3 separate regions of the Homo sapiens genome follow, and all the other regions are linked to region 3. The links are chromatin loops, found by intact Hi-C in ENCODE. Cell type or tissue: chondrocyte. All regions are shown on one strand.

The links. Peaks named below come from ENCODE experiments on the same cell type or tissue, not always from the same donor. Only the 100,000 strongest peaks of a DNase experiment are listed, where the experiment ranks them.
Region 1: it touches region 3 in a loop (9-fold over the local background); 4 of 110 quality-filtered maps call a loop at or near these places.
Region 2: a loop joins it to region 3, with 12 times the contacts of the local background. A loop is called at or near these places in 21 of 110 quality-filtered maps.

What each region holds. Positions count from the first base shown.
Region 1 is chr6:117,837,487-117,845,486 of GRCh38, forward strand. No RefSeq gene overlaps it. Among named protein-coding and RNA genes, the nearest start is that of SLC35F1, 66 kb to the right of the region's middle. In chondrocyte, CTCF peaks have their summits at 3,411 (motif pointing right) and 3,620; no DNase peak of the experiment used is centred here.
Region 2 is chr6:118,280,579-118,288,578 of GRCh38, forward strand. It overlaps SLC35F1 (solute carrier family 35 member F1), which reads left to right. Exons shown (of 8, transcript NM_001029858.4): 7 at 4,606-4,760. Among named protein-coding and RNA genes, the nearest start is that of PLN, 260 kb to the right of the region's middle. In chondrocyte, CTCF peaks have their summits at 3,392, 4,351, 4,584 and 5,758; no DNase peak of the experiment used is centred here.
Region 3 is chr6:119,106,492-119,114,491 of GRCh38, forward strand. It overlaps a transcript of FAM184A not described here. Among named protein-coding and RNA genes, the nearest start is that of FAM184A, 32 kb to the left of the region's middle. In chondrocyte, CTCF peaks have their summits at 4,430 (motif pointing left) and 4,664; no DNase peak of the experiment used is centred here.

The sequences.
Region 1 (8,000 bases), 1.3 Mb before region 3:
TCTTCAGTGAGAGAAACTTCAATTTACATGACAAAGGGGGTGATATAGGCAGCAGTGAAGAATAGGTGCTATTTTTGCAATCTTTCACATTTTCAGACTTCTTTTATGTAAGAGACAGACGTCTTTTAGTTTACAAGATATTGTAATTTAGTTTAGTTTTTGTTCTATGCAGCTGACCCTAATCTTAATTGATTTATTGGAATGTGAGCTCCATGACTATTGCAGACTATAATTTGGCTCATCCAGCTCCCATTCCAATCCCCTTTAACTTAATTTCTAGAACTATAAAGACTGAAAAGCTAAAAAATATGATATCCCACTCCCTAGCAGCCAAGGTACTGCAAGCAATCTATTTTTTTACTAGACTGACCCACCTATACTTGATTTGCAGATAGCAATGAGAAACATAGGTGGTGGCTGTACCAAGAAAGAGTGTATCTACTGGCAAAAATGATGTCAGAGGTGCCCATCTGAAGTGATAGTGAAGCTTCTGACTTGGTGTCACAAGTATTGGGGTGGGGAGCACAGTTGTGTTTTACATTTGGATACAGTAGTGTCTTTTGATTTTTCTCTTGGCTGCTCTATTCCTGGTTGGATAATCAGACCCAATACTTAGATACTCCAAGATACCTGTGAACTACGTAATTTTTTTTAAAAAAAACTTGTTCTTCATAAGCCAGCTAGAGGGGATTCTGTTGTCTGCAGTTATTTTCACAAACAATAGAAGATTTGATCAATTATAGTAATGCATCAATTAATGACAGGGATATATTTTGAGAAATGTGCTAGATGATTTCATCATTGTGAAAACATCTTGAGGGTGAACTTATACAAACCGAGGTGGTATAGCCTTCTATACACCTAGACTGTATATATCGCCTGTTGCTCCTATGTGAGTAATGCATTGCACCATGGTGTTACTACAGCTATGATGTCACTATACCATAGGAATTTTTAAACTCCATTGTACCTTTTTTTTTTTTTTTTTTTTGAGATGGAGTCTCGCTCTGTCGCCCAGGCTGGAGTGCAGTGGCACAATCTTGGCTCACTGCAAGCTCTGCCTCCCAGGTTCATGCCATTCTCCCACCTCAGCCTCCCCAGTAGCTGGGACTACAGGCGCCTGCCACCACGCCTGGCTAATTTTTTGTATTTTTAGTAGAGACGGGGTTTCACCGTGTTAGCCAGCATGGTCTAGATCTCACCTCATGATCCGCCCGCCTCGGCCTCCCAAAGTCTTCCACACTATTGACATTTTGGATGGGGTAATTCTTTGTTGTGGGGAGCTGTCCTGTGCATTGTGAGATGTTTAATAGCATTCTTGGCCTCTGTACACCAGATGCCAACAGCACAAAGCTTCTCAAGTTGTAACAATAAAAAACATCTCCACACTGGCAAATGTCCCCTTTGGGGCAAAATTACCCCCACTGAGAACCACTGACTTACGCAGACACACGAAACATGAAAGCAATTTCTAATGAAGCATTTAACAATATTTTTCAAGATCTTGAGAAACTACATCTTAGTGCATATACATCTTAGTGCATATATTATACCATAGATAGGAGATCTTGGTATCATATAACACATCTGAAATAAAATGGATACACCTTTCTACCTTTTCACTCTATTGCATTAGTGATATGAAGTTTGATTTTCTTTATATCAGACCTAAATAAGCAAGTTGTCAACTTTATAGGAAAAAATATATAAATATATAACGTATAAATTTTTTTTAAAAAAGCGTAAGTAGAGGCACAAAGCAATTACCTATGATTCATTTTTGAGCCTATGGTTTTTAAATTTTAATGTCTAGAGATACTGTTAACAGTTGGAATCTGATCTTGGAGGTGAAATGAAATTTTTTTTTCTTATTTTCCCCAAAACTGAGAAGAAATATGACTGTTTACCCGAGTTTCATTCTTAAACCATGTTGGGGTGGCCTTTGGGCTGATTGTCACCATTGTTTATATGCTCAGTGATTTCAGTCTGGGGGTGCTTTCAGGGTTTCTGGAGCAGTTTTGAAGCCACAGAAATAATAATTAATTTTTAAAATATCCTGTCAAAACAACTTTTTCTGACTCAAGCATTTGTTTGAAACAGAACATCAGGAATTTTCTGCACACTACAGAATGTCAGCAAGATGGCAGAATAGAAAGTTTCAGCCTTCACTCCCACTGCCTCCATGTAAATATCACTAGCAGGTATCCAAAGAACAGAACATCTCTTTGAAAACTCCACTTGGAAACAGGCCCAAGATACTTGCATGTCCCATAGTACTGAATGAAAACTGAATTACAAAGGTAAGAAGAGTGGTCTCACTTCAACCACATACACATCCACCCACCAATTTGGCACAATACTAGAGAAAGAGGATTTCCATGAGCCCACAGTGTCTACAGGGGGAAAAGGGAGTTGAAGTTATCAAGTTTCTCTAGCTTCCCAACACACTTCTCAGGATGCTCACTCTGGTCTCACCTCACAGGAAACATTGGGACCAATGACTTAGCTATAATGCCTGGAGTCAGGTAGAAAGAAAGAAGGCAGAGGTCATGGTGACTAGCACTAAAATCTTGGTGGTAGGTCTGTGTTCCTGCCAGTTACGGTGCTCAGTCAGAGATACCAGCAAACCTTATAGCCCACCTGCAAAACTGATCTGATCACCTTTGGAAGCATGGAGGAAGGTTAAACCTAGCCTGAGTCCCTAGATGGTTAGTCTCCATACCCAGTGTCAGAGTCCACAAAAATAACCTTGCCCAGGTCGAGACACCCACCTCTGCCCATTTCAAAGAACAGAAGCTAGATCTGATTGCCCTGGGCAGTCAAGCAGTAGCTCTACTCAGCCAAAAATCCTGCTCAATGACCCCATCCAGACAGGAAGGTGCCTGCCTCTGCCCATTTCAGAGAATCATAGGGACTGGACCTGCTTGACCCAGGAGGTCACAGTGTCTCAACTCAGTGAAATGTCCATACCATGGCTCCACCCTGACAAGGAGTCAATCCTCAATCATGCATTTCTAAGAAGTATAACCTCTGGTCTTGCCCATCCTCAGCAGAAACTATGCCTAACTTCAGAGACCAACTTCAGTCTTGCCTAACTGCAGACCACAAATAGCAAAATTGTTTGGCCAGGGAATGCATTCTGTGATTTATGAGACCACAAGCCATTGCAGTCCACAGCCAGCAGCTCTGACCAATAGCAGAATCCAGCCAGTGATCTTGCCAGACAGTGGAGGTAAGCCAGCAGCCCACCTGACATCAGAGGAAAGACGGCAGCCCAGCCAACTAGAGAACTCACAACAAGCTCTCCTTGTCTGGATTTATTATCACCTCACCGGCCCTTCAAGAATCACAAGCTAGATTAAATATCAAAGATCTATCCCTGTCAAAGAACACAAGTAATGGCCAGAAGAGGGGGCTGTTTCCTTAAAAATGTAGAGAATAATGCAAGGACACAAGGATTACAAAAAATTAGAGAATCATAATACATCCAATAGAAACCAATAAAGCTCCAGTAATGCACCCTAAGGAAATAAATAATAGTTGAAATCTAAAAAATAGAATAAAATTACAGTATTTGCTACTCAAAAAAAGAAGGAAAAAGAAATGGAGATCTATGAAATGACTGATAAAGAATTCAGATTAATCTCAAAGCATTTCAGTTACTTCAAAGAATACATGGATAGTAAATTAAATAAAATCTGGAAAATAATACATGAACAAATTAAGAAGTGTGACAAAAATGAAAACAATAAAAAACCAAATAGAAATCCTAGAGATAAAGAATATCATTACTAAATTTAAAAATTCAATAGAAAGTTTCAACATTAGACTTGATAAAGTGGAAGAAAGAATCAATGAACTCAAAGACAGAACATTTGAAATGAAAAACAAAAAGAAGAATGAAAAAGAATAAAGAAATCTTATGGGAATTATGGGATCCCCATCAAAAAGCCAAAACTTTACATATACAACCTAGCAGAGACTCACCTTACTTTTAAGGATACACATAGATTGAAAGTGAAGGGATTGAAAAAGATGTTCCCTACAAATAAAAACCAAAAGAGAGCAAGGATAGCTACACTAATATCACACAAAATAGACTTTAAGTCAAAAACTGTGAAAAGAGACAAAGAACTTATGTAATTATAAAGAAGCAATTAATCAAGAGATATAACAATTGTGAATATATATATATATATATATATAGCACCAAACATAGAAGCACCTAAATATATAAAACAAGTATTAAAGAATATGAGGGGAGAGATAGCTTGCAATACAATAATAATAAGGAACTTCAATATCCCACTTTCAACAATGGGCAGGTCATTCAGACATAAAACCAATGAGACAATACTGGACTTGAACAACACTATAGGCCAAGTGAAACCAACAGACAAATACAAGACATTCCATTCAACAACAGCAGAATATATATTCTTCTCAAGTGCACACACAGATAGGTCATATGTTAGATCACAAAATATGCCTTAGCAAATTTAAGGTGGATGAAATAATATCAAGTATCTTTTCCAACTATAATGAATTGAAACTAGAAATCAATAACAGGAGGAATTTTAGAAAATTTGCAAATACATGGAATTTAAACATGTTCCTGAACAACCAATGGGTCAATAAAGAAATTTAAAAGAAAATTTAAAAATATCTTTAGATAAATGAAAATGAAAACACAATATACCAAAACTTATGGGATACAACACAATCAGTTCTCAAAGGAAAGTTTACAGCAATAAACACCTACATCAAAAATAAACAAAACATCTAAAATAAACAACATTACTCCTCACTGAACTAGAAAAAGAACAAACTAAGCCCAAAGTTAGCAGAAGGAAGGAAATAATAAAAATCAGAGTAGATTTTTATTATTAAAATAAAATAAATAAAATAAAGACTAGAAAAAAAAACCATACAAAAGATCAACAAAACTTAAGAGTTAGTGATTTTAAATGATAAAATCCACAAGTCTTTAGCTAGAATAAGAAAAAGAGATGATTCAAATAAATAAAGTCAGAAACAAAAGAGGAGCCATTGCAACTAATATCACAGAAATACAAAGGATCACAAGAGACTACTATGACCAATTATACAACAAATTGGATAAACTAGAAGAAATTGACAAATTTCTTCACATATATTTAGGTTAGTGCAAAAGTAATTGCGGTTTTTGCCATTGCCATGCAACCTACCAAGACTGAATCATCATGAAGAAATGGACAATCTGAAAAGACCAATAATGGGTATTGAGATTTAATAAGTAATCAGTAATGGGTATTGAGATTTAATCAGTAATTAAAAAGTCTCCTATAATAAAAACCTTAAGACCTGATGGTTACCAATCTGAATTCTACCAAACATTTGAAGAACTAATACCGATCCTTCTGAAACTCTTCAAAAAAATGAAGAGGCAGAAATACTTCTAAACTTTTTACAAGGCCAGCATTTTCCTGATAGCAAGGCTGGGCAAGGACATTATAAGAAAAGATTACAGGCTAATATCTTTGATGAACATAGTTGTAAAAATCTTCAACAAAATACTAGCAAACCAAATTTAACAACACATTAAAAGGATCATTCACCATAATCAAGTGGGATTTATCCTTGTGATGTAAGTATGGTTCAATTTATGCAAATCAATAAAAGTTATACATCATATTAACAGAATGAAAGACAAAAACATATGATCATCTTATTAGATGCAGAAAAAACATTTGACAAATTCAATATCCTTTCACAATAAAAACTCTCACTAAAGTAGGTGTAGAGGGAATGTATTTCAACACAATAAAGGCCATATATGTGAAGCTCACAACTATTATTATACTCAATGGTGAAATTTGAAAGCCCTTGCTCTGAGATCTGGAACCAGACAAGATGTCCAGCCTTGACACTTTTATTCAACATAGTATTGGAAATCCTTGTCAGAGCAATTAGGCAAGAAGGAGAAATAAAGGGCACCTAAATAGGAAAAAAAGAATTGAAATTGTCAGTGTTTCCTGATGAGATGATCTTATATGTAATAAACCCTAAAGACTCCACCAAAAAACAGAACTATCAAACAAATACAGTAAAGTTGCAGGATACAAAATTAACACACATAAATCAGTAGTGTTTCTATATACTAAGAATAAATTATTTCCCCCAAAATAAAAAATTTCATTTCATAATAGCTATAAAAAATAATACTTATAAATACATTTAGCCAAGGAGATGAAAGACCAGTACACTGAAAACTAGAAAATGTTGAAGAAAGAAATAGAACACACAAATAAATGGAAAGATATCCTGTGTTCATGAATTGGAAAAATTAATATTGCTTAAATGTTCATATTATATACAGTAAGATGTGTCTATTTTAAATATAAATAAATCAATAGTTGAGTGGTTGCAAGGCACTGAGGATGAAGAAACAGTGCAGAGATAGGACACAGTGCATTGGTACTGAACTGAAACTATTCCATATGATAGAATAATAGCAGATACATGTAACTATGCCATTGCTCCAGTCCATAGAATTTACAACACCCAAGTGAATGCTAAGGAGAGCTATGTGGTCTCATCATGAGAGTGATGTGTCATTGTAGGTTGAATGATTGCAGCGAACGTACCACTCTATGACAGAAAGTTGTTAGTGAAAGGAACTATGCATCTAAGGGGGCAGAGGATATGGGGGACCTCTGTTTGTCCTGCCCAATTTTAGCATGAATCTAAAGGTTTTCTACGAATTGAGCTCGATTTTTAAAATGGGTATATGAACTTATTTTGTGAGTGTTGATTATACCAGAATTTCCTGTTGTCTGCATGGTACATGCATTGCACGCATGGGCATTAAATTTCTTCTACAAGTAAAAAACAAAACAAAACAAAAGTTCATATTACCCAAATCAATCTACAGATTTAATGCAATTCCCATCGAAATTTCAATAAAATTGAAAATGGAAAAAAACAATAATATGAAACCACAAAAAACTCTGAATAGCCAAGGCAATCATGAGCAAAAAGAACAAAGCTGGTGGTATCATACTACCTGATTTCAAACTACTACAAAGCTATTGTAATTAAAACAGCATGATGCTGGCATAAAAAAAGATACATTGACCAATGGAACAGAATGGAGAGTCCAGAAATGAACCCACACATGTATGGTTTTCAACAAAGGTACCAAGAATATGCAATGGAGAAAGGACAGTCACTTCAATAAATGATGTTGGGAAAACTGGATAGCCACAGGCAACAGAATAAAATTTGATCCTTATCTCATACCAAATACAAATATCTACTCAAAATGGATTAATGAACTAAATGTAAGAGCAGAAACTACAAAACTACTAGACAAAAACAAATTGGAGAAATCACAGAACATTTGCCAAGGTAATAATTTTTTTTATTTGACCCCCAAAGTGCCAATGACATAAACAAAAATAGAGAAATGGGATTACATTAAACTAAAAAGCTTCTGCACCATAAAGGAAACAACTAACAATGGGAAGAGATGACCTATGTGATGGGAGAAAATACTGGCAAGCCATAAATTTGATAAGGGGTTAATATTCAAAACATATAATAAACTCAAACAACTCAATAGCAAGAAAAAAATCCAATTCAAAAATGGACAAGGGACCTAGATGAACATTTCTCAAAAGTAGGCATACAAATTGCCAACAGACATATTTTAAAAAGCTCAACATCACTGATCATAAGGGAAATGCAAATTAAGACCAAAATGAATTATCATCTCACACCTGTCAGAATGGCTATTATCAATAAGATGATAAATAAATGTTGGTGATGATGTGGAGAAAAGTGAATTCTTGTACACTGTTGGTGGGAATGTTAATTAGTACAGCCATTATAGAAAACAGCATGGGGACAGGGCCAAGATGGCAGACTAAAAGTGGCTCACATATGCTGGTTCTCATGGAGAGGAACAAAAGGGCTAGTGAACACTCACCCTGCAGGCTGATCATCTAAGAAACTATGTC
Region 2 (8,000 bases), 830 kb before region 3:
AAGAATACACCTTTCCTGGCCAGGTGCAGTGGCTCACACCTGTAATCCCAGCATTTTGGGAGGCTGAGGCGGGCGGATCACTTGAAGCCAGGGGTTCAAGACCAGCCTGGCCAACATGGTGAAACCGTGCCTCTACTAAAAATACAAAAATTACCTGGGTGTGGTGGTGCATGCCTGTAGTCCCAGCTACTCAGGAGGCTGAGGATCACTTGAACCCAGGAGGCGGAGGTTGCAGCGAGTCGGGATCACGCAACTGCACTCCAGCCTGGAAACAGAGCAAGAGTCTGTCCCAAAAAAAAAAAAACAATACACCTTTCTTTTTACCCATGTTGAATCTGAGGCCTAGGGAGTTGAGGTGACTTGACGAGCATTACATATCTGAGCAAAGCCAGCCCAGTGCCCTTTATACACTTAACCTAATGCATATGTTCTGAGAAGTCATCTAACCTAGCTATTGTTTTTAAGAATTACAAATAATATTTTAAAACTCTGGTATGTTCAAAATAAAGAGAAAGAACACAACTGAAATCCCAAAGAAAAAGACGAAATCAAATATATGTAGCATATACAGACACATACTTTATATATATATAGTAACTCTCTCTCTCTCTCTCTCTCTCTCTCTCTATATATATATATATATAAAATATTAACTGAGGTATTGATAGGAGTCAAATAGGATGTTCCTTCAAAGCCTTATTTCTCTTTATAATAATTAAACAATATAGATGAGTGTTATGTATTCAGAATTTAAAGTCAGGCTGCCTATGTGACCTAAGGGCAAGTTACTTAACCCCTGTAAGCTGGTCTGTTGCCTGTTTACTCACAGATCCATCTTTTACCCTTTCCTCTGCTCTGCTTATGCAAATCCACATCCCAGCCTCCCTTGTCAACTGGATTCCAGTCAGTTTTGGCCAATGGGAGGCAGTAGAGGGAGATTGGAGGTGGGAGAAAGAAAGAAAGAAACCATTGTTTCTCTCTGTGTCCCTCTGTTTGGGGTCAGATCTCCTCTAGATGTGGCTGAGTCTCCTCTGTGATTCTACCCCTGCTGGGCTTCCCTAACTTCTGATCTCAGGTAATGTGGCCTCCCTCTTGTATTTCCCTAGCTCTTGGGTTGTGAGTAACTCCCTGGTATTGCTAATCTTCAGGTTGTCTCACCATCCCTGTTTCCCCATCACCCATTTGAACACCTTTGTAACTTGTACTCCATATAACATATCCTCTATTTAACCCAGTATGGACTGTGTTTCTTGACTCTATAAGCCTATTTCCTAACCTGTATAAAGAGGATAGCAATAGTTATCAGCATTACACTGTTGTGGAGATTAATTACTGTACATAAAGTACATGACACATAGTGAGTGCTCAATCCATATTAGCTGATAATAGTATTTCCCATCTCTGTAGCTTAAATCACTTTAGTGCATAAGGACAAGAGTGATCAAATTCTATCCTTAGTGAGAGAGAGAACATTCCAAGAGGAAATGTTTATACACATACTCTGTTATAAATGTAGTTACTGCAGCCATTTTGTAGTTGTCAGTCAAAAAGTAATTCAGTTCATTTGTATGATCATGCTGATCAATTGAAAACCCTACCTGGACAGCAAGTTGGACTTTCAGAGGCATTGTTAATGTCCATTAACTATCTAATGTCCATCTAAGAACAGCCAAGGAAGGGCAACGATACTGCATTCCAACTCTCAATTTAATCATGTGTTAACTAGGCTGGCTATGCTTTGCTTGGGAAACAGTATATTCACATGCAAAAACATCGGTTGACCTAGTTGTCAATTGTGATAGTGTATATATTCCACTCCTGTCCCCCTACCTCTAATTTCTGCAACATTTAAAAATAGGTTGAGAATATTTTAGCTGGAAGCATCATAAGGTAGCCTGGTTAGCAAAGTGCCATGTATTTATTTCCCTACTCTCCTTTGCTCACCAACTGGGCTTGTAAAATCTCACCACTTCTCTGAGTCCTCCAATTATATATCCAGCTCCCTACTGGACAGATCCTTTTGGATAATGCATAAGCGTCGAAAACAACACATTCAAAATGGAGCATTTTATTTCTCCTGAAAATCTGGTCCTCTTTTAGCTCCCTCCATCTCAGTATATGGCGTCACAGTTCACCTAGTTTCTAAATTAGCCAGAACCCCTGGGCATCCTCCATGCTCTCCTTTCCCTCACCACCTACATCAGTCTATCACCAGGGCTTCTTGAGTCTTCACAGACCACTTCCCTTCTCCACTGCCGTTTCGAGCAAAACCAAGCAAGCTACCAGCCTCTCTTGCCGGGATTGTGACACCGCCATTCTAACTGGTCTCTGTAACTGGTCCCATGCTTTTCTCCTTCCAATCCCTTCTCCACAGAGTAGCCAAAATCACCTTTTGAAAATGTAGATCAGATTCTTTTAGTCAGCTGCCGCAAACTCCTCAATGGCTTCCTCGTACAACTAGAATAAGATACACATTCCTTTCTGAGACCTGCAAGGTCTGGCATAATCCATTCCCTTCCCAATTTTCCAGCTTCCTCTGCCCGTTCTCTTCATTCTGCTCAGCCATTGTGGCCTTGGTCAGCATCTGGGACACTTGAGGCCCTGTCCCTTTCAGGAACTTTTCATGTGCAGGTTTCCTTGGCTCCTCTCCTGGCAATCTCCTTTTGGTCCTTCAGCACTCGAGGTAAATGCCACCTCCACAAAGTAGCCCTACCTCACCACCCTGTCTAAAGCAAGCTCCTGACATTCTCTTTAAGAAACACTTGTCTTTCTGCATAGCATTAATAGCAACTCTAAGCTTCTTGTCTATCCTGTTTTTCATTGTTCCTAGCCCACAGCAGAGTGCTCAGGGCATGGTTAGTACTCAGAGAATAATAGTTGAATAAATGAGTGAATATACCAACAGAGCCCACAAGTCAAAGTCCACGCAAAATGATGGAAGGGTATTATTCTGGAACTTTCTAACCCAGTCATGGTATTTAAATCAGTGACACCTTCAAAAAACAAAAGAAAAACGGAAACAAGGCTCTGGTGCCTAGATTGTGTTCCGATCAAGTTTTATTATTTTTAGTGGATTAATTTGAGGATTGATCTTGTCCCTAGTCTGTTAATCACAGATTTCTTTAAGGAGTACCAAATTAATTTTTATGTCTTTTCATGTATTAGTCATAAGTTATGTAATACTTATTGCATTTTTAGTAGTTTGGTTAAAAGGAAAATGCACTACAGGGAGCATGAAACCCACATGCAGAAAAACGGTCCGTTTTTAGAGAATTCAAGCTTCTGATAGAGAATTAAAAACCAAACTAATATTACTGCGATAGAATCTACACGTAGGACTTTTACCTTTCCGAAATAGGAAAGTGGTTGTTCCCCCTTCCTCTGAGGGCACTTCTACCACGCTAGAGGGGGCTGTTGTACTGAGTTTACTTACTTATGTTCAGAATAATTTTTTTGTAGATCTGATGTGGCTTTCATATGGAACGATGATTTGTGCCCTTAAGCACTTTTCATATGGGTAAACCCAATTTATCTTTGGATGAATCCCTGGTCTTCATAGTCAGAAAGACCAGATATTCGGTACCTACCAAACTCCCCAAAATCCCTAAGTCAGAGGAAGCAAATCTGCCCACAGCCCACACCAGATACATTTAATCAAGGATTCCTTTGGAAAGGTTATTTTTATTATGTTGTAATACCAAGGCAGACACTGAATTTTAGCACTTATGCTTATCCTATGCCTTATTCTTTCAAGGTGGAGAAAAGAGCATTATTTTTTTTTTACATTTGCATTGTATCAACATTTGGGGAAAGTATAGATTTAGCTGTAAACTCCTGCTTGGGACCCTGCAAAACAGAGTACCCATGTCTAGGCATAATTACAGAGAAAGAGAGAGATTTGAGGATGAGAGATTGGCCACATAGTATTTTAAGGTCATGAAAGCCCACATGTGAGAGTTCACAGTATGCCAGGACATGTGATGGAAGGGCAGGATTCTGTGTGTTTTGGGTAGAGCAGAACAGAATTCAGAAATCTGGAGGAGACTGACAGATCATCATGTATTCCCAGCAATGAATTCGTCCACCCAAGGCCACACAGTCAAGATTCTAATTCAGTATTCTAAGTCCAGGTCTCTTTGACATGCAAGCTCTTCAACTTTAAAGACTACGTAGTTATTCATCATTGTGGGCAATACATGATAGCAAGCAGTTTTGTTGCTATTACTCAAATTAAAAACTAAGAGGTAAAAAAAAGTTTCAAAATAGATGAGTAGCAAAAGCTGATTACAGCACAATTGGGAGAATTCAAAAACCTTGATTCTGTGTTCTGACTATCGCCACTAAGAGGCACTCCTTCCCAGAAGAAGCAAAATGTCAGCAATGCAATAAGAAGCAGAAAGTTCATTTTTCACACTTAATTTTTTTTAATCTAGTTTAATTTTTGTACTGTGTTATCCAATAATAAACATCAGTGAATAGGGGAAAAGAGAAACTGCCTTGTGTGAGTGACAAGTGGTGTGCACTCTTCCCCTTCTTTCCTGCTGTGGATGCTGAAGATGCCCTGGAGGAGGCCCTGACGCTGCCTTCTCTTTACTCTTCCCCCAGGACTGCTCTACGTTGGCTTTAGTGCCTGCATGTTTGGTCTCTACAGCTTTATGCCAGTCGTCATAAAGAAAACCAGTGCCACTTCAGTCAACCTCTCCTTGCTCACAGCAGACTTGTACAGCCTGTTCTGTGGATTGTTTCTCTTCCACTACAAGGTAAGTTGAGTGAGTGCTCCTTTGTGAAGATGATACTTTGTAGGAAACAATGAACATGGGTAGGAATGCCTGGATGTGAAATGCCCTGATTTTGTGTAGGGAATAGTAATGTAACTGGGTGTGCTAACCTCCATGATTTAGGTATTCACATTTCAGCTATAAGACAGAGACATTTTGTCCTATGAGATCAGTAACTATGGACAATTGATAGGAAAAGATAAGAAACAGCCATAAAGGAAAGAGCTTTTGAATACTGGGGACAGCTTTCCTGATAGCATTCAGCCCAGAAGCTACTCTTTTTCCAATACGAACCTAGGAAGAGTTGTACAATTCCCAGACTACAGCTGCAAAATGGATTCTGCGAAAGGCCTTGGCAGAGTATGTTCTCTTTGGAGAAAAGACACAATTCCTGCAGTTTCTGCTTTGCAGATTTTTTTATAGCAAATATGAATGGAAAATGCTAATGCACTAGAAATAGTTTTTTTACTAAAAGATTGGGGTTTGAGTAAAGGAATGCAAAGAGATCATGTGAGGCACTTGCAGTGAATGCATCAGCCCTGAAGAAAAGAAGAAACTGTCCAGTCCAAAGATGTCAGCCTCTCAGAATGCAAAACTCTACCCGCATCTTTGCCCTAGGGAGGCATGACTAATTGATTATGGCACACTGAGGTCAGATCCTACTCCTCTTAACACCACACTCACTGCTGCCAATAACAATCAATTAGAATTGACATATGAGAAGATACCACTTGCCATTCCTTAACAAGTCCTGTAAGACAAGAGTCAACAGGGACTATGACCCAGTGTGAAACAGACCAAATATGGAATGTCCAAGCAGATAAGACCAAACTTGGATAGCTGAAAGAAGAAGAGGCAGAAGAAAAGAGACACTACTCTGGCCACTTCTAGCCAAGTTCCTCACCAGTGGTATTACAGCCACCATCCGCAGCACTCGGGGGTGGCCAGATGATGGGGCACCTTGGTAGGCAGAGCATCTTCATCCAGATGAAACAGGGTGTAGACGTTCCTGGAGCAACAATAAGCTAAAAAGAGCATGTACTTGATATGATCAGGGCAAAGCAGCTGAAGTGAATAATCAGGATTACTACTGAGAGAAGCAAAAGTCATAGCCAAGAAACCGATGCAGAAGGGCAGACACGGGTGAAAAAGAAGTTACAAACGAAGCTAGTTAGTAGCTAGGAGGATCAGAAACAGATCTGAGAGATGGTACAAGTTGAGAAAGTGGCTGTGACAGCAGACAGGAATAAAGTTCCTATTTTTCCTCCAGCTTTATTGAGGTATAACTGAGGAATAAAAATTGTACTATATACAGTATTTAAGATGTACAACATGATTTTTGGATGTATGTATACATTGTGAAATGTTCACCACAATCAAGCTAATTATATCCATCACCTCACATAGTTACCTTTTTTCTGTGTGTGTGTGTGTGTGTGTGTGTGTGTTTGTGTGTGTGTGTGGTGAGAATACTTAAGATCTACTTCCTTCGCAAATTTCAAGTACAGGTTACCACTAACTATCATCACCATGCTGTATGTTAGGTCTCCAGAACTTACTCATTTTATAACTGAAAGTTTGTACCCTCTAGCTATCATCTCTCCATTCCCCCAACAAGTTCCTATTTTATATGGAGCCTTTTGCCCAATACAGTGGCAAAACCGAGAGCTTAAAGAAAGTATCTAGGACTAGGCAATGTTTATTGTTTGCAGTTTGTTTCGTCTGTATGGAACAAGCTGCTTCCCAAGCTACCTTGGTCCTCATAAGGGTAAAAAGCAAGATCACAATATATTCCTCTCGTGCTGCTCCTAACCAGTGCTGGGAAGACCAGCTTCCTTCAAAATCCCCCTCCTCACACACCCAGTCATTTTCCAGAGCTCTGGGGAACACCTGGCTATGGGTTCATCCTCACAGCAGAGTGGCCACCAATATTCTTCTCTCCTCTTCAGTTAAGCATCCACATCTAGTCCATTACTTGGTGTGAACTCAGTTCTTAGCAATTAATCTTGTAATTTGCTTTATAAGCTCCTGAACTAGGAGAATCCCTTTAATCTTCCTTAAGGGAAGATAACCAAAATCTGTTGTTCTGCTGAGGGCTGCAGTCACTGCTTGGGCAGTTCAGACCCAGGCCAGCTCCCAGCATGCCTGAGAGCAGTGTTCTCGAAAATCTGGTTTCACTGGGGTGCTTGATAAAAATGCAGATTTTTGGGCCACACCCCTAAGCCACAGAGTCAATATCTGGAGATGTGTCTGGGGGAGTCTGGTTGGTAACATGTTCCCCCTGGCAGTCTGATGCCCTCTGAGTTTGAGAACCACTGTCTTTGATAACAGTGTACTCGAACAGTGCCTGTTCCTGTCTGGGTCTGTCCTTTCCCACACTTCCACTGATGTGGGGTTAAACCTGGGGTTCCTCAAACTTACACACATCAGGAAATGAGAGGGCTGATACGCTAATTCTCGGCAATCTATCCTCTCCTCCTGTCATTTGTATATTACTATTCATTGAGGATAAGTAACTTCGCTGAAGAGGAAACCATGTAGTAACCCCTCATTATGCCATCAGAAGGGAGGCTGTGTTATCTGAAAATTAAATTACTGTATTCACTAATTTAGAATTGTAATGGATATTTTTATTTCATACAGCAATGATTTGGGTTTTTTTTTTTTTTGGTATGGCAAAATACACATACATTTTGTTACTATTTGAAAGATAAATTTTCTTAAAGCAGGGATTGATCCAACATAGTAGTCATTTCTTCTAGTTAAAATTTATTTCTATTGCCTTTTTAAAAATTAAACTATGAATATACTTGTAGATTCACGTGCACTTTTAAGAAATAATAGAGAAAGCCCAGTTAACCCCTGTGAGCCCAAGTATCTGAGATAGGTCTCAATCAATTTGGAAAATTTATTTTGGCAAGGTTAAGGGTGCACCCGTGACACAGCCTCAGGATGTGGTGACAATATGTGCCCAAGGAGGTTGGGGAACAGCTTGCTTTTTATACATTTTAGGGAGACATAATACATCAATCAATATATGTAAGATTTACATTGATTTGATCTGGAAAGGCCAGACAACTCAAAGCAGAGGCTTCCAGGTCACAGGTTAGATTTAAACATTTTCTGATCAGCAGTTGGTTGAAAGAGTTATTATCAATAGGAAGGAATGCCTGGTTTACCATAAGGGGTTGTGAAGACTGGGGTTTTATCATGCAGATGAAG
Region 3 (8,000 bases):
CTTCTCATCTGCTTTCACAGTCTTATGATTTTGAAAAGTAAGCCAACTACTGGCTATGCCATCAGGCTATTAGTTTAACTTTTATAACTAGAGGTCATATGAATTATTCAGAGTAAACTCAGTATAACTACTTAATTGGTTGGCTCTAACTTTAGTTTTGAAACTAATTAACTGGAAGGGCTTCGGTAAATTACTTAATCTTTTTGTGCCTCAGTTTTCTCATCTCTAAAAAGGACTAATTGTAATTATCTTATGTGGCACAAAGATGTTGTAACAAAGTAAAGTAATAAGGCATGAAAACTGTTTGGGAGGTAAGGTTTATTTCACACTACAAAAAGTTCTTTGTAAATACAGATATTCACTGAAAAAAATCTGGTAAGTTACGGTGAATGGGAAAGGTTCTGGAAGAAGACAGAGATTGGTAATTAGGAGTAACTTTTTCCAAAAATGAGAAAAAGCCATAAACATTTGTTGCACTAATTTATCCAAGTTACTCATTTCCTGAAATGTTTTTGTAGGCCATATATTACTTTCACAGCTCTCAAGGGAATATCAAAATTTGGGATAAATCTATTATCCTGAAATTGTAATATGGAATTGTTAGTGAGAAATACCACTTAATGTGTAGTAAACATTAAATGTATAAGCTGCATATGAAAATAGTTTCTACATGATTTCAGTCTGCCAAAGCCAATCATCTGTCTCATGGAAACTTATGTTCATACACCTTTCTTAGGTTGTCATGGGATTCTTAAGTTTTAAAATACTTATGTTTACTAATATTATCAATGTTATTCTGAAAAAAAAGACACTAGAAAAAATTATCTCTAAATATGATGGATTTACTCAGGAATAGAAGTAAAGATTATAATTTGGAGTGCATGGAATGGCAAGCTACCAGTGCATTTATTTGGTGAGGGAAGGGTAAGAGGAGCTTTTATTAGCAAAAAAGAGTCTTACATAAACTGCTTAGAAGCAGAGTTCATTCGGCTGGGCACAGTGGCTCATGCCTGCAATCCCAGCACTTTGGGAGGCCAAGGTGGGCGGATCACCTGAAGTCAGGAGTTCGAGACCAGCCTGGCCAATGTAGTGAAAATAATTTGTCTCTAATAAAAAACCTAAACAAAACAAAATAAATTAGCTGGGCATGGTGGCATGCACCTGTAATTCCAGCTACTCGGGAGGCTGAGGCAGGAGAATTGCTTGAACCTGGGAGGAGGAAGTTGCAGTGAACCGAGATCTCGCCACTGCACTCCAGCCTGGGTGACAGAGTGAGACTTTGTCTCAAAAAAAAAAAAAAAAAAGAAAGAAAAGAACAGAGTTCAGAGTTCATTGGTCCTCAAGTTTCAAAGCCAGAGTTATTGTCAGTTCATTGTTGGAGATGCTGTTGCTGGGCAAGTGTTCCTTGGAGAACTGCTCTTAGTATTCTAAAGAAATTTAAGACATATTTATTAGGTGACAACATTCTTTACAAATATGAACTGAATTGGAATAAAAGGTTAATCAGGTATTGTTCTATGCGTGACTAGGGTTCTCCAGAGAGCAGAATCAGGAATTCTGGTAGTGAGGTTAGAATCTGTGTTTTAATGAGCTCTTCACATAATTCCCAAATTTGAAAGTTTGAGAAGCACTTGTTAGTGTGTGTGTGTGTGTGTGTGTGGTGTGTAGGGTTCTTGTATGGTTGCCATGACATTCATTTTCTTCCTTGTTTGTAGTAAATATGAGTCACTCATCGAGACCTTTTGATGCCTTGATATATGATGGGCAAATTCCCCTTGACACTCTCACCGAATAATTTTTGTTGAATGAGATTGGAGCACCTGTCTGGAGCAGAGTGGAACCATCACCAAGAACTCGAGTCTCTTCTCTCTTCTGAAATGCTGTTAAATAGCCTCTACCCCATCCAGGCTCTATTGAGGTCCTCTGCACTTTAGTTTGCTTCCTCCAAGTCAGCAGCTCTAGAAGGTGGCCAGCACTGGTGGCAATTTTTTTTTTCTTTGCCTCTGCCGAAATTCCATGATGGTGTACTGGGGTTGTCACTCTTAAAAACTTTTTCTTGACTTTTTAAAAGACTGTCTACCTTTTCAAATCATAATCTTCTCTTCAAATTGCAGGGAGTGCCTGCAATCCTCTTCATGGATTGAAAATGACAGTACCCTCTGGAGGTTGGGTTGGTTCCCTCTTTGGAAGGAGTCACCCAGGGATTGATGGATGGAGTTTGATGGAGAGTGAAGAGAGCTGCTGGCTCAGGAGCTGACACTCAGTACAAGCTTGGGTACCTGGGATGCTCCTGGGTTTCCCAACCATTAAAGCTTTGAGTGGAGTTGGGAATGCCTGAGCCAATAATCTCCACGCTCCAGGAAACAGAAGTGACTTCTACTCAACTTCCAAATGTTTTCTTCCTAGCTTTTGAGGGCATCTATGAGTTGACTCAATACTACAAACCTAAATCTACTCCCCACTATTTTCCAAAACAAGTCTTCCTTTCATGCCACAAACAAGCCAAACATCTGCATCCTTTCTTGTCTTTTTTCCTTTCTACTTAGAAAGTTATTTCTTCAATATTCTCTCTTTGTAAATTATCCCTATTCCTATCTCCTCCATGAAACCCTTTCCCAACTATTCTTGGTCTTATTGTTTTCTCAATTTCTGTAGCACTTGTCCTTGAACCATATAATTTAGCCATTAATTACACACTGTGCCACACTATTTGCTCTTATGCTAATGTGTCTTTAGTTTTTTATTCTCCAACTAAATTATAAGTGTCATGAGACATTTCCCATCTCTTACTTTACAAATGTAGAAACCTGTTTAAAGTACACAGAAGAAATTAGAGTCACAGATTTAGACCTGATTTTAGCACTTAAACCTCAGCCTCTCTCACAGTCACTCTCCTGTTTGGTTCCATCCCTTTGGGTGCTCTGATTCTAGAATATTTTCTCCAAGTCTTTCATTTCACTTTTTCTGTGAATCCTTCTCTCTCTCTCTGTCTGTCTCTCTGTCTCTCTCTCAGATGTTGGTAAATGTTCATGTCACTGGATGAATACTTTAGCTATGTATACAGAGCACCAAATGTTCTCACTAAAAAGATATGGATGAGGACAGGATTATCTTGACCTTGTGGCATTTCACAAATGAGTTATTATAACATTGTGGCAAAATCTGACGAATTGAAGCTGTTAATGAACAGAGACTCCCACATTCATGAGGACTTTCATCTTAGAAACTCAGCTCTGCTTTTATTATTTAAAATAGCTCTGCTATTTATTATTTATTATCCTCTTCTCCTACTTCTACTCCTAAATGCCATTCCTTTATTTATGGAAAAGCCTACTAACTCATTACTTTAAATGTTGCGTAATATCTGCCTTAGTATTTTTAGACCTATGTCTGATAAAAATGTAGTTCTGCCCTGCATTTTAGGCACCTTTTCTCAATTAAAAAAGAAGCTAGTATATTTATTGTCTTTATCTTTAAACACACATTTAACTCATCGATGCATCCCAGGGACTATCTATCCATCTCACCTGGGGGTTGGGCGCTGCTTCACCTAACATAAGTCTAAGTATCGTGCTTTAACTCAATAAGGAAATATTTTTCTCGCATAACAGGAAGTGAGAAGTCCTGCTTGAAAGTAAGCAGTCCACCTACAGATGGGTAGCCCAGGGATCCTGGGGCACCTCACCTGGGCCATCATCACCCCAGGCTCCTTTTTCTACTCTGCAGTGCTTAACATGTGCGTTTATTTTCCTGGTGGTCTCATCGTTACAGTATGGCTGTCCCACCTTTAGTTTCCCACCCAGGTTTTTGGTAGGAAGCAACCAAAACAACAATCGAAACACAACAAACACAAGGAAGAACGGGAGGAGCCTGTATCAGGAAAGCAAAACTTTTGATTTCCAGCAGACTTGAGCTTCTATCTCCAGGAAAGAACTGTGGCATACCCTCATCTCGGCTGCAAGAGAGGTGAGGCAATGGAGATTTTTTTTTTAGTTGGGTACACGGTGGCCTAATCAAAATTGGGGTTTTTATTTGTAGGCAAAAAAGTGAAAAGGATATTGGATAGACAACTAGCAGGGTCTATCCCATGGACAAGCCAGAGGCCGTTCCTCATGAATGATGAAGACCTATTTTCAGAGCTTGAAGATGTGGCAAGATTATGAATGTGTGGTTGGCTGAGACATTTCAGGCAAGACTGTGAAAGCTGTGAGCAGAATTTCAAGCACTCAGATACTGATCCACCATTCTTTTATATTTCACAATTAAAGTACTCCTTGTTAGTTAAACCCACACAAATGCTTCCAGCATTTCTTATGTTGAACATAGGCGACCTGGGGAAAAATGTGAATTCCATTCTAAAGAGGCAAAATTTAACGCAGTAAAAAACAGCTATGGTTTTGCCAGACATTGGGTCTAGTTCATGAATATTTGCTGCCACCTGCAGTTTAAACTTGATATTCACTCTGGTCACCACCTGTAACTGAAGTGTGGCCCAGCAAATGAAAAGGAAGGTTGCGATGAGTATCCTCGTCATTGCTGCAGCCTTATGCTTACTTAAAATTGAAGTTTCTATTTGTACATCCCCATTCATAGCAACATTATTTATAAAAGTCAAAGCATGGAAGCAACCCAAGTGTCCCTTGATGGTGAATGGATAAACAAAATATGTTATATACAAACAATATAATATTATTCAGCCTCAAAAAGGAAGTTTTGACACGTTATCACATAGATGAGCCTTGAAGACTTAACTGCAATAAGCCAATTACAAAAAGATAACTAATATATTATTTCACTTATATGAGATTCTCAGAGCACTTAAATTCCCAGAAACAGCAAGTAGAATGGTGATTGACAGGGGCTAGGGAGGAAGAGGGAACGGAGAGTCAGAGTTTAATGGATACAGAGTTTCAGTTGGGGAAGATGAAAAACGGCTGGACGTGGATGGTGGTGATGGTTGCACAAAAATGTGAATGTTCTCAGTGCCCAGAACTGTACATTCAAAAATGGCTAAAATGGCAAAAGATAATTTTTTAAAATGTTGAATTTCCAGGGAAGTGAGGAAGCTGATTCCGTAGACCACAGAAACCCGGCGTATTCCAGTTTATGTTACCATGTAATAATAAGTTGACACTAAGTCTGTTGGGTTTCCCCATTCCTGAAAGAGGTGTCTTGTCTGTTGATGAACAGATTGTCATGTTCTAGTCACAATGCAAATTATTTTGGCGGTGTCGAGAATGCAGCAGTTTAATGTACTACGAAAAATGCATGTAGTAGATTCAGCTGCAGGGAAGGAGGCAAGTTAGGGTAATTTGGGCAACTCATGTTTCTCTATAAAATCCATTTCCTGGCATATAGACTGAATATTTTCATTAAAGAAACAGTTTTCATTAAAGAAACAGAAAAGAGACTGTTTAGTGGCCCTAGAGAAATTGAAAAATTGTTTTCATGGTCTTCTGGTAGTTTTAAAACATAGCAAAGTAACAAGGCCATGTACTGCATATTATTCTATTAAAAACTATGTAATCCCTGATTGTACTTATTCTGGAAAGAAAGCAGGTGGGGACCTCCTATGTCCATGAAATGTGTTATTATTATACATAGAGTGTGGGAATGATCATATTTCTTTTTTCTTTTCTTTCTTTCTTTTTTTTTTTCAGGTGTAGTTTCACTCTTGTTGCCCAGGCTGGAGTGCAATGGCGCAATCTCGGCTCATCACAACCTCCGCCTCCCGGGTTCAAGCAATTCTCCTGCCTCAGCCTCCTCAGTAGCTGGGATTACAGGCACGTTACATGCCCGGCTAATTTTGTATTTTTAGTAGAGACGGGGTTTCTCCATGTTGGTCAAGCTGGTCTCGAACTCCCAACCTCAGGTGATCCGCCTGCCTGGGCCTCCCAAAGTGCTGGGATTACAGGCGAGAGCCACCACGCCTAGCCTTGAATGATCATACTTCAAATTGAACGTGCCATGACTTCCATCCGGGTTAGGTTTAAACCGTTTAGAAAACTCTTGAGATAACATTTTTAGTTTTCTGGCCATTGAAAGTTGAATGGGTTTTAGAGTAGAGCAGTCTCCTTTATCCTTTTCACTTTCAGCTTAATTGATTTCCACCCCCACACTTGCAATTCAGATCGTCAGTGGCTATTACCTGTTATACCCTGAAGAGTGGCCACAGGACAGACATCACTCTACAGAGAAATTGAATTTTATTCTTTTGGAAAATGGACTGCAATCCTGTCTCATAGCTTGAGATAGTCACACTATTTTTTAAAGGAAATGTGTGGAAAAGATAAAAATGAAATTGAGAAAGATAGTTAAAATATGAGGAAAGTTGAAAAAGGATAGATGTGGAATCCAAGGCATCTTTGGAAAACTTCTTTGTGTGGGATAAAGGATGCCTTCTGCGAAGAAAATCAGCAAAATGACCAACTGCCATAAAAGGGCACTTACAGTACATTTTTCCTTGCCTAAATGCTAAGTGGAGCTGCAGAAGGGAGGGGAAGGTTTTACTTCCTGTCTCTCTGGCAGAGGGGAGTGTAGTTGGCTGCCAGTCCCCTTGCTGTTCTCTGGGTCCACACCGCCCCAGTATGGCTGCAGCCACTGACTGAGCATGACAGGGTACTACTGCCAGCCCATTTCTGTGGCATGGCCATTGTGCTCATGGGGCAAGTTTCCTGATCACCATTATCAGATTATTTGACTCAACCCTTTAAAAAAAAATGCTCTCATTATGTTCCTGAAACATTACAACTGTGGCCAGGAAACTCTCTCGCTTGCTCAACCTGCCTCCTAATTTCCCCAGATCTCCCTGGCTCTCAAGGTCCTTCCCCTTCACTGTTTAAATGAGGCCTGGCTGTGTCCTGAGTTACGGGTTGTCATGCAGCTTTCTTAAGTCCCCATTATGACTTGGTGCCTGGATGTGGAGACTTGCTTCCCAGTGATGCTTCTGAAACCAGTTTTCTTCCTTTTTTTTCAACCTCACCACCCCTAATCATGCTTCTTTGAAGCTCATACCATACAACTATAGTTCTCAGTCCCCCCTTATCTGTGGTTTTGCTTTCCAAGGTTTCAGTTACCTGAAGTCAACTGTGGTCTGAAAATAGGTGAGTACAGTACAATAAGATATTGAGAGAGAGAGAGAGAAAGAGAGAGAGAGAGAGACCACATTCACATAACATGTATTATATGCCTGTAATCTCAGCACTTTGGGAGGCCGAGGTGAGTGGATCACTTGAGTTCAGGAGTTCGAGCCAGCCTGGCCAACATGGTGAGACCCCCTGTCTCTACTAAAAATACAAAAATTAGCTGAGCATGGTGGCTCATGACTGTAATCCCAGATACTTGGAAGGCTGAGGCATGAGAACTGCTTGAACCCGGGAGGCAGAGGTTGCGGTGAGCCGAGATCATGCCACTGCACTTCAGCCTGAGTGACAGAGAAACTATGTCTCAAAATAAATAAATAAATAAATCACATTTATTACAGTATATTGTTATAATTTTTCTATTTTATTGTTATTGTTGTTCATCTCTTACGGTGCCTAGTTTATAAATTAAACTTTATCATAGGTATGTATGTATAGGAAAAAGCATAGCATATATAAGGTTCAGCATGATCTGTGGTCTCAGGCAACCACTGGGGGTTTTGGAACTTATCTGCCATGAATAAGGGGTGCCTACACTATCCCATATTGCTATTATCTCTCATTCACAGAACACCTTCCAGGGCAGTGTTTCTCTCCACCTAAAGTTGTCAGATTTGGCAAATAAAAATACAGAATGCCCAGTTAAATTTGATTTTCAGACAAACAGCAAATAGTGTTTTATTTGGCAACCCTCTATTGTCCCTGATTCCTCCCATGAATTTCAGTGCTTCAGTATCCACAGGGATGACCCCACTAACACAGCCTCTGTCACTAGCCTCCTAACCTTCCATGGCTGTATAAAGGAATGGACTTTCCTGCCCTCTGATGTCACCACTTCATAGATTCTTCTCTCTTGTC